Linked DNA regions of Homo sapiens: region 2 is linked to region 1. Evidence: chromatin contacts called from ENCODE Hi-C data. All regions are on one chromosome and are shown on one strand. Each heading gives the region's core, a stretch centred on a gene start or an enhancer-like site at or near the end of the contact. The rest is flanking DNA. Distances are from core to core; before and after follow the strand shown. Region 1 overlaps IPCEF1 (interaction protein for cytohesin exchange factors 1). Region 2 overlaps ZDHHC14 (zDHHC palmitoyltransferase 14).

What was found. A loop is a pair of places that touch in the nucleus more often than their neighbours do. Pooled maps may share reads with other maps.
Region 2: a loop to region 1 is called in a map with no recorded cell type, with 13 times the contacts of the local background. The contact joins two enhancer-like sites. A Hi-C loop is called at or near these places in 8 of 37 single-sample maps with no recorded cell type and 4 of 50 pooled maps.

Annotation. Positions count from the first base shown.
Region 1 is chr6:154,246,094-154,249,162 of GRCh38, reverse strand. IPCEF1 (interaction protein for cytohesin exchange factors 1) reads left to right here. Exons shown (of 12, transcript NM_001130700.2): 4 at 1,675-1,714; 5 at 2,403-2,572. It also overlaps a transcript of OPRM1 not described here. Among named protein-coding and RNA genes, the nearest start is that of IPCEF1, 110 kb to the left of the region's middle. Within about 2 kb of position 1,507, at least 5 of the 41 ENCODE cell types and tissues checked have a DNase peak (open chromatin) inside an H3K27ac peak, as active enhancers do.
Region 2 is chr6:157,560,107-157,563,175 of GRCh38, reverse strand. All of the region lies in intron 2 of ZDHHC14 (zDHHC palmitoyltransferase 14), which reads right to left. Among named protein-coding and RNA genes, the nearest start is that of MIR3692, 33 kb to the right of the region's middle. RefSeq lists enhancers at 999-1,078, 1,199-1,278, 388-1,361, 1,639-1,768. Within about 2 kb of position 1,525, at least 6 of the 41 ENCODE cell types and tissues checked have a DNase peak (open chromatin) inside an H3K27ac peak, as active enhancers do.

The DNA.
Region 1 (3,069 bases), core at 258-2,757:
CCTGGATTTTAGTAACATGCCATGATTATAACATGTCTATCTTTGCTTAAAATTTAAGGTAATTACTGCCATCTTTATGGATGATTAATTTTGGGGGGGATAAATTTTACTCTAACATTGGTCAGATGAAATGTCAGTGCAATATTTCTTGGGATCTATATTTCCCAGGAAATATAATTTAAACACTTTAGCTTCGTTGTAATTGCTGAAGGATACATAAATCATACTTATAAAAATTATGATTTTTTTCTGTTTATTAGATATAAAGTATTTGTTTATCTCAACGATATAATATTATATTACACATACTCATATAAAGGGATGTTGTTTAGTTCTCAGAGGATTTTCACAAATAAATCTTGTAAAATCTTTATAAGACCTATAGGATTAGAATTATTATCAATATCTTCATTTTATAAATGAAGAAGCAGATTCAGAGAGTGCTATTTTCTTGGGCACCACAGCTACTAATTATAATAGCCAGGAATTGGTTCCAGGCCTCTGGATTTAAAGACCTTCTCCTCTTTTCACTATGTCATATCCCTTCTTCAAACATACAGTAGAACCATATACAATAGCTATCAGATCAATAGTTAGATATGTAGACTATAAGCCAGGAACCTCTAGAAAACATTATAAAATGCTGTACTAAGATTACATACCAAATTTTGGAACTGCTTTTCATTTTCACACGTTTTTTCCCCTGAGTTCTCTACCTGTTAACGGAAAAGGTTGTCTTTCAAATTTAAATCAGTTCAGCTTAGATATTTGTAAAGAAAAAACAAATAGAACTTCTTTAAGCAAAATTTTTTTTCTCTCTCTCTACACACACACACACACACACACACACACACACGTATTTTAAAGCACTTAAAAATATTTTTTATTTTTGCTGATAGTCTGATTGTATGTTTGTTTAAAATGTATTGTGGAAAAAATGTATATTTCATATATGTTGTCTTATGTCTGATTTGAAGAGCTAGTACAGAATAGTAGGTGGTAACTAATTTATCTTCCATAAAACGTGAGAAATATTCAGAGATATTTAAAGACAGAATAACAAACTTTAATTTGTCTGTAAATAAGAATTTCCTGATAAGGAGGGTTGATTGCTACTGAACTCTCACTGAAAGAGGTTGTGGAATTTCATTTTCTGGGATATTTAATTCATGTGGTTTAGGTCTAACCCTACGTGGTAGCAGGACTATGAGCTGAATAGTCAAGTGACTCTAATATTTTGAGATTGTAACAATTATCTTCCAGGTTTATCTGAATAATCATTGTTATTTAGAAATTGCAAAAGAAGCAGATATATTTTTCCTTCTCTCACAAAAACACAAAAGGGGAAATATTTTTTGATTTTTAAAACTTCCGTGAACACTGTGCTATCATAACTAAAGTAGTAGTGAGAGCGGCTTGTGGGTGGGAACAGGAAACATCAGTGATAAATGCTCTGTGACTTTTTTTTTTTTTCAGGTTCAGCTCAATGTATATTGATTCTAATTAGCACATTTTGTGCCTCAGCTAGTAGCTCCCCGTTAAGCTCTGCCTGGAGAGTTTTTTTTTAGATTCCATCCTGCTCATAAACACTGCCACCTCCTCCCTCCTTCTCTCTTTACAAATGTTACAACACAATCAGAAATTTCCTCTTTTCTTTCCTTCCTGCATTTTCAGCAGGTTCCCTTGCGTCAGAAGCCCAGGAGGAAAACTCAAGGTAATTAGATCTCTTTTGTTTCTTTATCTCCATTTTGTGTACGTTGAGTGTGGCTTTTCTCCGGGGTGCCTTCCTTGGGATCAGATTTCTGTCTGTCTTAATGCTAATAAGAGGAGGTGGACGGCAGATTAATTTTTGGTTATTGTTGAATCGATTTTAAGAAATGACGACATGTTGTTCATTTGGATTAATCCCTCGTGGTATGTCAAAAGAGCTTAGAAAAACTGGCAGTGAGTCGGGAAGTAGCTGTGTATTGAGGTGGGCATTAACCCTTCAACATCTATTGCATAACTACGGCTGTTATTGTTGAGAGGAGCTATGTTACTGCACTGATATGCCCGCCAGCCTTACAATTTTAATTATTTTCAACTTATTCTTGGTGAATACTATTCTTAGACTAATACTTGCATATTACTCCTGCTGCGCTGTTTCTTTGGCCGTATCTTATACCTTCTAAGCATGAAACAAATGTTTAAAAATAAAACAGACACATGGCTTTTTTTTTTTTTTTTTGCATTGGTTTTGCATAGGTTTTGCATAGGCTTTGCATAAATCTTGGTGAAAAATCCAGCTCCCCGGGGGGTTAACAATTAAAAGTTGCCTTTCACTCTGTCACATAAATCAGGATAATACTTTACCTACCAAATCAGGGTAATACATTATCTACCTCTTCATGTAATCATTGCAGGTTTTCTCACGATGAGTCGGAGGAGGATATCGTGTAAAGATCTGGGCCATGCTGACTGCCAAGGGTGGCTGTATAAGAAAAAGGAAAAGGGAAGTTTCCTAAGCAACAAATGGAAAAAGTTCTGGGTGATACTGAAGGGGTCGTCACTGTACTGGTATAGCAATCAAATGGTGAGTCTGCTTTCTTCCTCCTATTCCCAGCCGTTTTAATGAGGGATACGTTAAAGGCATCAGGTGATCCCTATGGGAAAGTTCATTTTGATTTCTGGGAATTGGAGCGGAGTAAATAAACAAATAAGTTATAGAAGCCATTTCTGGTGCAGTAGATATGTAGGTTATGCTTCTGTGTTTTATGGAGAAGAAACCCATCCTGTTTGACTACTCTGGCTGGGGAGGAAGGGAGTGTCGACATTTACATCCTTGCTAAAGGAGACTTTTAAGTTCTGTTATTAATGTTACTATTCCACGAGGGATTCTAATAGTTTCAGGATTTATGTGGCCATCACTTAACATGGCACCTTTACATAGTTAAGGTCTCTCTACTAAAAGGAGACTCGGCTTCACGACCTACAAGGGTGTCAGTTGATTCAATTCAGAGAAGCTTTTTCAATTTCTCCTCCTTTACTTTCTTCTTCCCCTTCTTTCCCCCGACCTTCTTTATCAAATGG
Region 2 (3,069 bases), core at 276-2,775, 3.3 Mb before region 1:
TCCCCTCCAGCCTCCAGGCTTGTAGTGGGAGCAAGGACTCTGCCTTAGTTACCACCTCCAGGAGTCCAGCCCAGCTCCGGGTGCCTGGGAGACACTAGGCCCTTGTGGAGCCGGCTTCTTACCGCAGGAAGACCATGAACCCTACATCCACATGGCCCCAGCCTCCATGCCGCCTTGCTCCCTTTCACCTCCTGGGCAGCCTCTTGTCAGGAATGCACAGCTCTTGCAGGGCAGGGGTGGGGTTGGGGAGTTCTAGGTTCTTCCTTGACCTGGGCACAGTGGGTGCTTGGGGGGCGGTGGGAGGCGGGAGGGAACCGTTGTCCTGAGCAGCTTCCTAGCTGACACAACCTCCATTTTCTGAGGAGGCTGCCCCTCTCCACAGCACTACACTTCACACACATAAAACGCTCCCTATATATGTGAGGATATTTTAAGTCAGTGACTCTCAAACATTACTGTGCTAGATGCAGATTCCCAGGTCCTGTCTCCAACAGACTCTGGGTGGTGAGCTCAGGACTGGGCCTGGAACCTGCCTGCGAATGAGCTGCTCAGGTGGCTCATCGAGTGTCTGCTGACCTCAGCGAGAGGCAGCAGCTTAGGGTCCCCTCCCTCTCTGTACCTGGAGAAGTGGTAGTCTTCACAGACCCTCTCGGGAGCCCCCACCCCAAATCTGCCTAGAGAATCGCATGGAGAGCCCAGCAGCAGCCCTGGCCCCACCAACAGAAAATGAGGGGCCAGCCAGGGACAGCGGAACAAGGCAGAGACCCCTCGCCACGCTCACAGAGCTTCTGGCCCAGGAGTCCCAGCGTCCACCCTGGGAGCTTCTGCAGCGCCTTCTCTGAGGCTGCACCAGCTGTTCTCACGGCTAAACCCCAGTTGGGCATCCCTGGTCCCCACTTCTGCCCTTCATTGCCCAGGGCTGTGGGTGTTGTGGTCACAGATGGACTGACTTATAGGCCCTTCCTCTCTCTTCTCATGGTTGCCAACCAGGCTACTGCAGGTCCCCACAGCCCCTACGCCCCCAGGCTGCAGCTGCTCCGTCTGACTGCCCCACACATGTTTTCTGGATACCTTCAAGCTGCATCTTCTGCCCCTTCCCTGTGAAAAGCTGTGTGAGTTGAGGAACTGAAATCATTTTGTTTATATGTTATAAACACCCAGGTTTCTCACTGAACCCACAAAAACCTCAGATACTAAGGGAAAAAAAGTATCTAACCCTCTGAGAACATCTATGTATTCTGCGTTTAACTTTTAAATTCAGGGCCCAGCACAGTGGCTCACACCTGTAATCCCAGCACTTTGGGAGGCCAACATGGTGAAAACCCCACTTATCTACAAAAAATACAAAAAATAGCCGGGTGTGGTGGTGCACACCTATAATCCCAGCTACTTGGGAGGTGGAGGCAGAATCACTTGAAACCAGGAGGTGGAGGTTAAAGTGAGCCATGATCACGCCACTGCACTCCAGGCTGGGTGACAACAGTGAAACTCCATCTCAAATAAATAAATAAATTCAACTCAACAATTCAAGAGGTCTGGGTGAGAGCACCTGCTCTGTGCCAGGTGTGCGTGTATAGTTTCTGTTTCCTAATTATAAACTGAGGGTGGCTGCTTTGTCATTTTTGTCCCCCATGTGTATCTGAGCGCCGGGACAGCAGGTCTCACATGCGCGCCCGTCGGACACTCTACCTGCTGAGTCAGAATTTCCAGGGGAAGGTGCTCACTTGTATATGTATACATTTTATTACTGAAAATAATACACACGGTAAGAAAAAAAGCAAGCAGGTAAACATTTCCAACCTCCACGGGATTCTATTCTGCACTACGATGGCAGCCTTCAGCCTAGACCGTGTCCTGGCACGTGCCAGCTGCTCAGCAGGTGTTTGATGAAAACTCAGCATGGCCTCTGAGCTTTGTCCCTGGCCCTGACCCCAGCAAGGCATGCTTCTTCCACACACGGGATAGATTGTTTTCAATGAAGCAGAGTGAATGTCGTTCTCAGGTGTAGTTGCAAGAAGCCACACTCAGCAATGCTCTCTGAGGCGATTTCCAATAAAGGACCGCCTTGCACAGGGCAGCTAACACCCCCACGCTCTGAGGACCTGGGCTCCCCGAAATGTCCTTCTGCACTCTGCATTTAAATGCTGACTATTTTTTGGTTTTAGTTTCTTATGGGCTTCCATTCCAAACAACTCATTACAGTCTTGTTCAATTTCTTCTTTCTCATGTTCTAGTGGGTTCGTGATTAGACACGCCACGCCTCATAATGTTGTGCTTGGATAAGCAATCTGCTATTTTCACAGCTTCTTCAGGTTAATGCATCCGTTCCTCATAATGCTTCTGTGAGTCAGGCAAGGCCGTGGGATCCCATTATCCAGATGAAAACACAAAGCCCCTAGAGAGAATTCGTGATTTGCCAAGGCCAAGGCAATGAGTAAGAAGTACTGCTTAATAAATGTTTGCTGAATGCATATCTATTAATGCTAGAGTTTATGTAATGACATTTACTGATTTTTTTTCTTCTAATTATAAAGGTAACACATGCTCATCATAGGGAATATCAGAAACGTACAGAGAAAAAAACTAAAATTACTTGCCAGTCCAATCACAAAAAAAAACTTGTTTATATTTCCTTATAATTCCTATATATATTAAGATCCCAATGTACATCCAATTTTGTATTTTGCATATTTTCATTGAAATTGTATAAGGATAACTTTTATAAGCCATTAGATATCTTTGATATCAATATTTTAAGACGTTCTAACAACGTGGCGTTTACAGAAGCAGATTGCAAAGGTGATTCACGAGGACGTGGTGGTTGGCCATCTCTCTGGGATAAGTGGTCTTCAGCCGGGCACCTGCTGCCCCACAGGCTTTTGAAGAAGGTGTACTGTAGCTGTTGTGTAGGCAACTGATGTGGCAACAGTCGGCCCCGCTTCCTGGCTGACACGCTCTTCTCCAGGACAGCTTTGCTCCCCAGCAAGTGCAGCAAAAATTCACTCCAGAATCAGTCACTTGCCTCTTTCCGTGGGCATGACTTTAGAGCCATTGGCTTTAGAGCTGAGT